Regions from separate parts of the Mus musculus genome. Here region 2 is linked to region 1. A link is a loop called in an ENCODE intact Hi-C map of the cell type or tissue named here. Cell type or tissue: left cerebral cortex. All regions are shown on one strand. Each heading gives the region's core, and the rest is flanking DNA. Links, peaks and the distances in the headings are about the cores only.

Evidence for each region. Peaks named below come from ENCODE experiments on the same cell type or tissue, not always from the same donor. Only the 100,000 strongest peaks of a DNase experiment are listed, where the experiment ranks them.
Region 2: it touches region 1 in a loop (2.8-fold over the local background); 1 of 42 quality-filtered maps calls a loop at or near these places.

Annotation. Positions count from the first base shown.
Region 1 is chr8:11,724,959-11,730,475 of GRCm38, reverse strand. Arhgef7 (Rho guanine nucleotide exchange factor (GEF7)) reads right to left here and starts at 2,418. Exons shown (of 22, transcript NM_001372321.1): 1 at 2,060-2,418. The coding sequence starts at 2,224. In left cerebral cortex, for the core only: no CTCF peak of the experiment used is centred there; DNase peaks (open chromatin) are centred at 467, 1,759, 2,226, 2,676 and 1 more place; H3K4me3 peaks cover 2,299 bases; H3K27ac peaks cover 1,660 bases.
Region 2 is chr8:11,555,399-11,560,915 of GRCm38, reverse strand. It overlaps Ing1 (inhibitor of growth family, member 1), which reads right to left and starts at 4,459. Exons shown (of 2, transcript NM_011919.5): 1 at 3,871-4,459. The coding sequence starts at 4,006. In left cerebral cortex, for the core only: a CTCF peak has its summit at 2,933; DNase peaks (open chromatin) are centred at 3,732, 3,939, 4,499, 5,040 and 2 more places; H3K4me3 peaks cover 3,768 bases; H3K27ac peaks cover 2,923 bases.

The DNA of each region.
Region 1 (5,517 bases), core at 139-5,138:
TTTTAAACTCATGAACTTGAGAAAGGGAAGTCCTACGCTGCTCACAACCCTCCAGTGTCAGCATGCCCACGTAGCAATGGGTCCAGCTAAGACCCTTCACGTGCCGCACATAAGTTCAGCTCTGTTTCCAGGCATTTCCTTTTTAAGGAGAGAGGGTCTCCCTCTGGCATTCCAGCACGGAAGCAAAAGCTGCCCCACACATGTGCTTCAAGACAAATGTGATTCCATGCAGGCATTCATTGCCAAGTGCGGATGACTTCATGGCAGATGCAAACTCGTGGAATCCAGAATTTCAGACAGTGGCTGATGGTTTACTCCCCACAAATACCCCTCACTCAAGAGCCAGGGACTATCTGTACAGGGTCATCAGCCTTCAAAAAGAGAGTTAAAACAACACCGACCCAAGAGATTTCCACTCGACTGTAGTTTCAGAATGTTTGAGACCAATCTAGCTGCCAGAGGCTAGCCCTTTTTATTCATCTCTCTCTGTGTTGTGTCAGAGATGAAAGAGGCGCTGCAACTTCCTCACGGGATCTTTCTAGAATTTAAAATAGAATATGAATTTTTGAAGTTTGCCTGACCACATCAACGCTGCAAACATGTCACGTGACGTGTTCATGGATGGGAACATGTCCATTGACATAGCACAGGAATCTTTTTACAGCTTTGCCTCAGAAACAGAACAGGGTTATCTTTAAGAACCTTAGCATGTGTCTCACTCAGACGTCTGTCTTTTATTATCACCAATGGCCAGGGGACAGCCGGGTTTTCTCAGTGTCTGGCAAGTCACACCCTGCTCTCTTCAGTCGTTGCATCTTAAAATTGTAACTTTATTGATCTGCCCCACTTATAAACAGTGTTTCCCACATCAGTTAGTCCTTCTAAGATGCATGTCGTTTTCAATACAATGTTCAAGAAAACACCTAAAACCTGTGGTACGCATGTGGAACTCATGGTAAATGTTTTCTGACACTGCAGCATGCCAATTTATGAATACAATTAGAATTTCTGCTTTTTCAGGTCACTTAATATGCATTAACAGAGTGTCCTGCCTAGGGCCTGTCTGTGTGTATGTGCATGTGTGTGTGTGTGTGTGTGTGTGTGTGTGTGTACTCCATTAAGAAGTGTTACTTCTTCCTAATTATGGGACACTTCCATTTCTGTACTTAACACCTTTTAAATTACTAAGGATCTTAAGTTTTCTTGTAAACTGTGTATTGGCATAATCTTGAACACAGGACTTTATTATTTTTTGACCTATAAAACATGGTTGTTCTTAGAAGTGCTCCCAACCCCTGACCCGGCCCGCTCTGTGAGCTTACAAACGAAAACAAACTTTGGTCACCCAGAGCGGTGGTCAAGGTTCACACTGCAGAGCCAGGGAGCCAGCAGCCAGCAGCAGCAGGCAGACAGCTCCAAATCTAGCAGGCAGTGAGGATAAAAATTCTGACCCATCCCCAAAGAAATCGGGCTTCAGCACCCTGTGTGCGCTGTTCTGCAGGCTTGGCTGAGTGAAGAATCCCTTGATGGGGAAGGCAGTAAGTCATTTCACAGCTCGGCCCTCCCTTGGCTTTTGATGCATCCTTTAAACATGCCCAGCCACCGGTCCATTCAACGCAAGAGTCAGACTGCAAAGGCAGCGACGAAACCGTTCAAACAAAGCCATCGCAGAAAGCTGCGCGGCACAGAGACGAGGTTTTCCGATCGGTGTCGGCGAGGGGCGAAGCCGACCTCCCAACTTCACGTTAGGGTGGAGCAGAACCCCACCGCCGCCGGCACAGCCAACTCTCCTTCTCGTGACCCCGAGCCGGCCCCGAGCGTCACCGCGGCCCCCTCCGCTGTCTGTGCTCTCAGGGCGGGTCCCCTTCCCGGCGCCCCGCACACAATGGCGCCCCGAACTCCCGCCGCCGGTCCCCGCGCCTTGCGCGCCGCCGGGTCCGCGCACAAAGGAGGGCGCGCGGGCCCCGAGCCGGCGCGCGCCAGGTGCTCCCGCGCGCCCCGCCGCCCGCCGCCCGCCCGGGCCGGGGACCCACCCGAAGACCGTGCCATGGCCACTTACTTTCTCGATGGTCCCGGGCAGCAGGCGCTCCAGCAGCCGGCATAGGACCACCCCGTCCTTGAGCGACGCCTGCAAGAAGACCTCAGGGTCCGAGATGGTTTTCTTGGGCGACTCCAGCACGCCCAGGGTGATGAGCCACGTAACGGTCTGCTCGGCAGAATTCATCGCTGCGGCGGCTCGGGCTGCGCGCACAGAGGGGGCGCCGCGCGCGATCACCTCGGAGCGGCCCGGGCCGCGGCCACCCGCGCCCCCGCCGCCTCCGCGCCCATGGGCGGCCGCGCGCCGGCGATTGGCCCGGCCGGCCCAGCAGGTCCCGCTCCGCTCCGCGGGCTCGCGCGCGCCCTGGCCCGCTGTCAAGTGCCTTTTCATTAGCGGCGCAGGAACCTGCGGGCGCCCGGCACCGCCCCCGCCGCCGCCCCCCGGCCGCGGCCGCCGTCGCCCGATGACATCACCGGAGAAGAAAGACGCGGCGGCCGCCCGCGCGCACCCCGCGCCAGCCCCGGCGCACGACAGCTGGCGCGCCCCCCGCTCACCTGCGCCGCCCGCGCGCCCCGGGGCTGCGCGCCTTTGTGGGTAGGGCGGCGCGCGATTAGTAAGCGCTTCCCAGAATGCTCTCTTGAGCTAGCCCGCCGACTGCGGGGCGCGGGCGTCTCTTCGCCACCTCGCCAGCCGGCGGGGATGGCACGCACATGCTCGTTAGATCTGTGACCAGATGGGTCTCACTCGGGCAGGAACGAGCGTCGGGAACGCGGGCGCGATGCTAAGCGGCTGGCTGCAAGGCCACTGGAGGCGGGGGGCGGGAGCGGAGATGGGGGGCGGCGGGCGCGGACGACCTTAGTAGCCAGAAGCCTTGCATGACTCCTTGTGAAATTGACGGTGACGTGTCCAGCGATCAAGAGCACATCGCAACCTCGGGTGGGTGTCCGCTGGAAAGCGTGCTGTCCACGCTTAGGCCCAGAACTTGGGCGTCCTCTTCCAGCGCAAAGGATGTGTGACAGGAGCCTTGGGGGAAGGGGGGAGTAGGTGAGGGCTCACCGTCAATCGACACATATTTCCACTTACTCCCGCCACTGGTCCTATGCTTTCCCTGCTGGCTGGCACTCCTCGACAGTTTAAAATAAAGCTTGCAGTGTCCCAGGAGACCTTTCCCCTGGGCCAGGCACGCACGTTCATCCAGTAACTGCTCAAGGCTAGAAGCCATGCGATGCTGTCAATTAAAAACAAAAAACAAAAACAAAACAAAAAAATGATCACAGGTTCGACTCTCTTCTCTGCATTCTCCAGGTGCTTCCATCACCACCATCGATTGCGTTTAATAGCATCTTCTGGCTAAATGACTACATTTCTGTTCCAGACACAAACAAAGCATTAAAATAGTGTGAAGTTTGTTGAGGGCCAGCTTCTCTGTGGTGGCAGCTGCCTTCAGAGCAGCGCTAGCCAGCCCTAACCAACCACTGCTGCAATTACGGTGTCTTTACCACCGACAGACCCAAGCCTCACTTTTTGTCCATTTTCCTGGTTACATATGAGAGGTACCCTGCCCTAGGAGCCCCACATCAGCCAGTTTCCCATCTTGCTTCCCTGTGGAGGTCCAGAGAGTGGCAATGCAAAACTGATCACCGACGCCCGAGTCTATCGACCAAAGCTGCTCAACCCGGAAGAAGCTTTCCCTAGTGCTGAATTGAAAAATTTACTCGTTACTATTTTTAAATCCTGTTAGACTAGGTCTGGCCTTATCACGCAGTACACAAAGATAGCTACATATATTGACTGTCAAGTGGCCCTAAGGAAGCCAGGCAGAGGCCGACTTAATAGACAGAGGAAGTTGGGAACCAACGGTCAGACTGGACCATTGACTACACCCGTTCATTCTGGAAAAAAAGCCCCTGAGCTGCTAAATGATAACCTTACAGATCACCTTCTTTTAACCCCAGTACACGCTAATTTCGAATCATTATTTGGAGGAGATCCTAGAAAGTAGCCCTGCTCACAACTGTGTCATTGAGGAGCTTCGCTGAGCACTTCTGGTGTCCAAGGTGAACCCTTGGTCAAATTTCCTTGGCATTTTCTAAATCCCTGCTACAAGACTGAGGAGAGGAAATGCCCTTCTCCCCATGGGTAGAGAAACACCAACTGGAATGTCAGAAGCCCTCACTCCAGCCTGAGCCTCCTGGAGAAGTGGATTAGCCATCTTCCCTACATACCTGAGCCAGTACCCTGTGATGGATCTCTCCTTAAACAAGCAGCTGATTGGCTGATATCGATGGATAATAGATGATTGACAGACAGGTGGTAATTGCTGGATTAATAGATGTTAGCTAATACACTTGGACACCTAAGAATGTACCCTTTACTGCTGTGTGATATTCTGTGGCTTCATTTCTTTGGAGAACCCTAACGCAGTACATGTGCCAGCATGGTCTCCGCTGATGAGAGATGTGGCTTCCTTCAGGCTCCTTTCTTGTGTGGCTACTTCCTAGGGTCCCCTCCAACATACCTGCCTCAGTCCAGATTCATAGTGTCAATGCTGGCTAAACAAGGACATGGGAAGGTTGGATATGGCTGCAGTGATAAGCAGTCATCAGTCATAGCATAGCTTTTGCTCCTTACCCGTCGATCACCCCCTGGGCATTGGTGTACCCCCACTAGGTCCTGGATTATTTCTTGAGATTGCCATCATCTTCAAGAAATAAAGTAGCTCAAAACAGCAGGAATAAGTTGTATTATAGTTCAGAGGCTGAAATCATTGAGCATCTGAATGGCTGGTCCCTCATAGAGGTGTGTGTGGGGATTTGTCAAGGTCCCCTCTTGTCTCTGCAGGGGCCACTCGTCTTTGGACATCCTTCCTTGGCTCACACATTAACTCCCCAATCTCCATCCTGACTTCTCATGGCATGTGCGTCCTTTCTATGCCTAGGTCTAAACATCCCTGTCCTTGGAAGATGCCAGTCACAGGGGAAACTACCCTCTCTGACCCAGGATAACTCCATCTTGATGACATATAGAGACCCTGCTTCCAAATAAAGACCCACGTATGGGTACTGGGAGTTACGGCTTGGACATGCTTGTTGGGGCATACCAACCCCAAATCAGATCGTCTGAGTTGCCCCCAGCACCCCACCTCAGGTACATCTCACTGGGGGAAGGGACGGAGCTTCCCACCATCGGTCAGAAGGTGATGGTGCCCAAGGACACTCTGATATGTGTCTGGCTCTACAGGCGCTGATGTGGAATCCTTCAGAAGGGTGGCTCCTTCGGGAATCCAACCATCACCGTTTGTGACTCAGGGCCAGTCTCTGGAGAGTCTCCATGAGGCCCTTGGGTTATGATTCCAACAGAGAGATCAAGGTGAGAAGCTACCTACTCCTGATGCTCCCTCATTTCAGCATCCTGAGCTGCAGAAGTGCATCCTGGATTCATGGAATCTGAGGGATTCATCATTGTGGCTGTTCCTATTC
Region 2 (5,517 bases), core at 307-5,306, 170 kb after region 1:
TGAAAACAAGAATGCTTGGTCACAATAAACAAGGCAACCCAGCTTTAAAACCAAAGTGATAGATTTCACTTTACAACGCATAATACTGTAATCTACTGTTCACATTTTTTAAAAAACTGTCTCTCTGTGTAGCCCTGGTTGTCCTGGAACCTACAGAGGCCTGCCTGCCTCTATCTCCCAAGTACTCAAGAATACCATTTTGAAAACTAAATCCTTCTTAGAAAACTAAAAATACGTCTGCATGCTTAGAAGTAGAAAACAGAATTCAGCCTAGTGTAGTTCCTAATTCTAGGACTCATGTGCCCAGAAGGAGCCCAAGTGTGAGAACAGCCTGAAGGTGGCATGTTGTGAGGACAGTCGGGGTCACAGGTGTGAGGACAGCTTGGGTTACATGTGTCATGTTTCAGAAACAGAGTTCTTCCTTTGTACACAGCGTCTCTTGGAGGCTTGGGTGCTTTCTCGACTCGGCTCTGCAGTAGTCCACTGCCAGGGCCTGAGAAGGCACTTGTGTCTGAGGGGTGATGCGCATTAACAGTGCTTCACGGGAACAGCCCAGCCTGTGGAATTAACACTAGCGAAGCCTTAGGGGAGCCAAGCCCATCTCTGTATGCTTCTAAGTATGACGAACCTCTGTGTGTCAAGTAGGCAGAGACCCTTTGTACTGACGCCAAATCAGTCTAAGACCCATGACAAGAAACTAGAGAAATGGGTAAATGCTGACAGAGGGAAACCCTAGAGAGTGGGTGCTGCAGGATGTAGTCCAAAGGACTATGGCAAAGGATCTCCAGCCAGAGATGTCAAAGAACACTTCAAATGTCAGAAACTAACAAAAACATTGGTCGTTTTAAAAACAAAAGTGAACAGAAGAAAAAAAAATTCTGCCCTAAGTGGATTACCTCAAAGCCAAATTGATTAACCACCCACACCTCCAAGAAATTCTGTGTGCGCTAAGGAAAAACTATTTTGTTTTTGAAATATGGGACATACCAGAAAACTCCAAGAGTATTTTTCTCAAACAGTAAATGGTATCAGATTTTCCTTGAGACCTTTTTGCCATCTATTAAAGGAATTACTAGAGATGCTTGTGTGGACGGGCTGGCAGTCAGAGAGGATACCTAGAAATTCACCGCCTCCCTACTCTGTGCTTCTCTGACAGGAAACGGCAATTCAGGCAGGGTCAAACCTCTTTAGAGTTCCAGGCTGGCCAGAGCTACTTATCAAGACCCTGTTTCAACACACACACACACACACACACACACACACACACACACACACCCCAACAAAACCCTAGAAGACAACACAAGGGCTGACACTGAAGTCTCTCAACAGGTAAGGCTACATACAGGTTCTGCAGGCATTATTCATGGAAGAACAACAGACCCCACACAGGAGGCATGTACAGTCCTAGTATCTAAAAGGAAGTTTCTAGGTAAGTCGACTGACTTAACTTACCAAAGACAACCTAAGATACACATTTTGGAGCATGATGGCACATACCTTTAATACTAGAAGGAAGGGCAAGTGGATCTTTAAGAGTTCCAGGTCAATGAGAAAAAATAACAAAACCAATAGCAAATTGTTTTTTGAGCTCCATCCTGGGTTAAATGGCATACAATCAGAGCCGGTCCTGTCTCCAACCGGGATCTCTGGCTCCTGCCATCACACCCAGCAATGTTTCAAAGATTATACTGGTATTTTGTAAAAGAGTAATTCTTCCCGTTGCTAATTTAAATGAAAATGACTGCTTCTTCCTGCCTTAATCCAGGTGAAGCTTGTGGAGAAAAATGCCATCAAAAACTTACCAGAAGCTATTGTGGAGCTCACACAATAACACAGATTTTTAGTTACCCTACGTAAAATATTTGATAAAAACAAAAATGTTGGTAAAAGCAACAAACAAGGACAGCACTACTTCCACACAGGGAGGCACCTGTCAGCTCAGCCTCAGCCTGCTGCTGGGCCACCATTCAGTACCAACAAGGATAAAGGTAGTGACTAAATGGGCCTGCAGTTCCATCTAATCTGTCCAATTACTTTAAGCCACTTTAACTTTATATAAGGTTGCGCTTAAGAAAGAGGCATTGCTTCCTGGGGGTATTTTCTATAATATTTGAAAAGTAATTCAAGCAACAAACTCCATTTACAACAACCAAAACATAGACCCTCCTTTCGAACTCTTCTACATCTGAAGCACTAAGGCGGCCGTCAAAAACTCGGTCTGCCAACAGTAGTTCTGAGCAAGGACTTGAATATTCTAGAGCCATTCGGACACACGAGCCCGCAGGAGGACAGCACGGGACACACAGACCCGCAGTCCCGACAGAGGCACTCCCGCTCATTCAAGCCTACCGGAAACGCGACAAGCGATCAGAGGCTCCCGCGGGGAGCCAGAGCAGAGAAGGTAAGCGCAGCATCCTCCCGGAGGCCACCGCCGCCATAGCCTCGCAGCCGGAAAGTGGCCGCGATCCACTCCAGCCTACGAGACTCAGGAAGCGCGCCCCGCCCTGCCCCGCCCCGCCCGAAGCCTATGTGAGTCGACGACGCTGAGGGCGGAGACCAGGAGGTACACCAATCAGCGCGCAGAGCCAGCGACGGTGGCCCGCCCCAGCAGCGACAGGAGCCAACCCAAGGCCAGAGGACGGGCGACCCGAAGACATTCAAATCAACTCACCTCCTCTCTCCGCCCGGCCCTCTACCAGAGGAAAAAAAAAAAAAAAAAAGCAGACAGCGGAAACACAGACTGGAGCGAGTCCCGAGCAAAGCCCGCCCCCATACTGCCCGCCCCCCAATGACTCTGTAGCACAATGATAAGGACATTCCACGGGGGATGTTGCGACCAATCAAAGGGCCGCAGAGGCGGAACGTTCCGCAATATGCTAATGATTCTCCTATAAACCGAGCTGCGAAGCTGCATCTCGGATAGAGCGCGCAGGGGCGCTTTCCCCAGCAAGTCTCTGTATGCAGTGCTGGGCAGTGGCCCTCCACCACCCCCAACTCTTCCGTTTCCCTGCTGCGCAGTTCTGTAAACAAGAGTAAACTCCGAGCGGCCATCCACGTTCAAAACAGAGCCCCCTGACCTCACAGCAAAGTTTCCCCAACAGCCAACAGTTCCCGGCGGGCACGCAGGCTCCGCCTCTTCGCCACTCTGGGCAGCCCGGGTCTTCGGGTGGGCTGCAGGTCCCTCACCTGCCCCGCTCCTCTCCAGCCAGAGCCCAGCTCGCGTCCACCGATCGCAGCGCAGTCGTACACCTAGTCGGCTGCGATCCTCCCTTTCACCCTCTTCCTCCCCAAGACACACCGCGCCGGCGCCCCTCGCAGTCGGCCCGGAGCCCTGTCCAGAGCCAAGAGAGGGCCCAGGAGAGCAGGGCCTGGGCGATCGCGCGACCCCGAGTCAGGACTGCCCAGTACTTTATGTAACACTTAGAACCAGAACCTGGCGGGAGGCGGCGACTCTCCGGACCCGCACTCAGCTCCGCCGGAGTACGGCCCGCAGCCCTCTCTCTAGCCCGGTGCCCGCGCCCTACGGCCGCGGCGCCCGCATAGCACTCCACCTCGCGCGGCCGCCTTCACCCCCTCCCCGAGGACGCGGCCGAGCCCCGCGCCCCCTCCCCCGCAGCACCGCCTCATCACTTCACTACAAAGAGCGCTTTGGTCGCGCAGCCTTGCAGCCAGCCGTTCGCGCTCCTTCCTTCTCCATGTCCCGGAGCTCGGTACACAAGGACCTCGGCGTATCAAAGGCGCTCCAGACCTTTTGTTCCTAGCCCTCCGAGGACGCTACCGGGCGCTCCGGCTCCAGCAGGACCGGTCAGCCTCGCCGCCGGGACCCAGGGATGGACGCGGCCGCCCCCGCCCATCCATCACCCGCCGTACCTTGGTATTTGGCGTCGATCTCCCGCATCAGCGAGACGTTCCTCTGCAGGTCGAAAGGCAGTGACTCGATTGAGTCCAGGTAATCCTCCACATAGTTCACCAGGTGGATCTGCTCCCCGTTGGCAGGACTCAACATGGTTCACCCCGGAGGTCCCCGGCGATTCGGCGGCTTTCCGCTTCCTCCACCCCCCGCCCCCCTCAAACAGCACTGCAAAATGCAAAGCTCTCTCGCCCTTCCGCGCCCCCCCGCCGCTCCGGCCGGGCTGGCCGGCGGCTACATCTGGCGCCTGCCGCGCCGCCTCCGGGGCCGCGGGGACCCCGGCGCCTGCAGGCGCGGGCCGCGGCGGCCGAAGCTCAAGCGCACACCCCGCCGGCCGTGCAGGCCCCCTCCCGGGCGGCGGGCGGCGCGGGGGGCCGTGCGTACTAGCGCGCACACACCCAAAGAGGGCCGGCCACCGCCGCCCACCCGCCACCAGCGTGGAGAGCGGAGAGAGCGGGGCCGGCTGCGGGAAGGGCGCGCTCCGCCGCCCGCCTCGCCGCACTTGTCCAACGTGGAAAACCCAAATACCAGTTTCAAACACTTGGGAAACATTCAGCCCCGCGCGCAGCGCGCATGCGCCCCGCCACCCCTCCTCCCGGAGGCGGCCCCGCCCCCACCGCATTCACGCCCCTCACCGTCCCGGGCCGGGGGGCGGCGGGCCGCGAGGCCGGCCCGCGCGGGGGCGTGGCCTGTCATTGTCGCTGGGGGCCAGGGTCGCCGAGGGGACAGCGGCGGGGTCGCCTGGGCAGGGGAGACCGGCGACGCGAAACTTTACTAGGAGTTTGACACTCGGTGGCGGACCTACTGGGCGGAGCCGCACGCCGGCCGGGAACCGCGGGGTGCTAGCCTGCTCCTCGAGACACGCCGGGGCCGGACGAGCCTCCAGATCGCTGCCTTCAAACCGACTAACCTGAGAAGAGCCACCCTCCGCTGGGTTAACTGCATTCCCCCGCCTCCTAGCGCGGTATAAATAGGGCCCCCGAACAGAAATGGCAACGGCGTCAGCCAATCCCCTTGCGACTCTTACCTCTGCGGCCAATCTGGACGAGAAGGAGGTGTGGTGGGATCGGCAACGCCCCCCGCACGCCTAGTACTAGAGAGCTGTCCTCTTCCAGGAGGGACGAGCGGGCGGAGCCGAGCGAGGCGGAAGTGGACGCGCAGGCGCAGCTCCCTGGCGATGGATGCGGACCCGCGCGGGAGGGCAGCTATCGACACGCAAAGGGACCACCACTCCCAGCATCCTCGGCGCCTCCACGCGCCTGCGCCTTCCGCCCCCATCGTCCCTTTGTGTCGCCTCCCGGTGCTGGGTTTAGAATGGCCTGGAGACAAAGGGGCCCCCGAGGGGTGCTCTTTTCAGCGCGGAGATCTACGGTGGGCGGGCTGGCGGGAGCAGCTCTTCTCTGATCCTAACTAGCTCTTCCCCTCCCTGCCGCATCTGAGGCTGCCCATGTCCTCGTCACACTGAGTTGGCAGCGGGCACCGCAGTGTGCTTCCCGCAGGGGAGCACAACCTTCAGCTTCCCATCCCGCCCTTCCCCCACAGCTGCCGGATTTAGGGCTTTCTGAAAAGCCCGGGCAGAGCGAGGGGTTGCCTAGGCGACGGGCCCC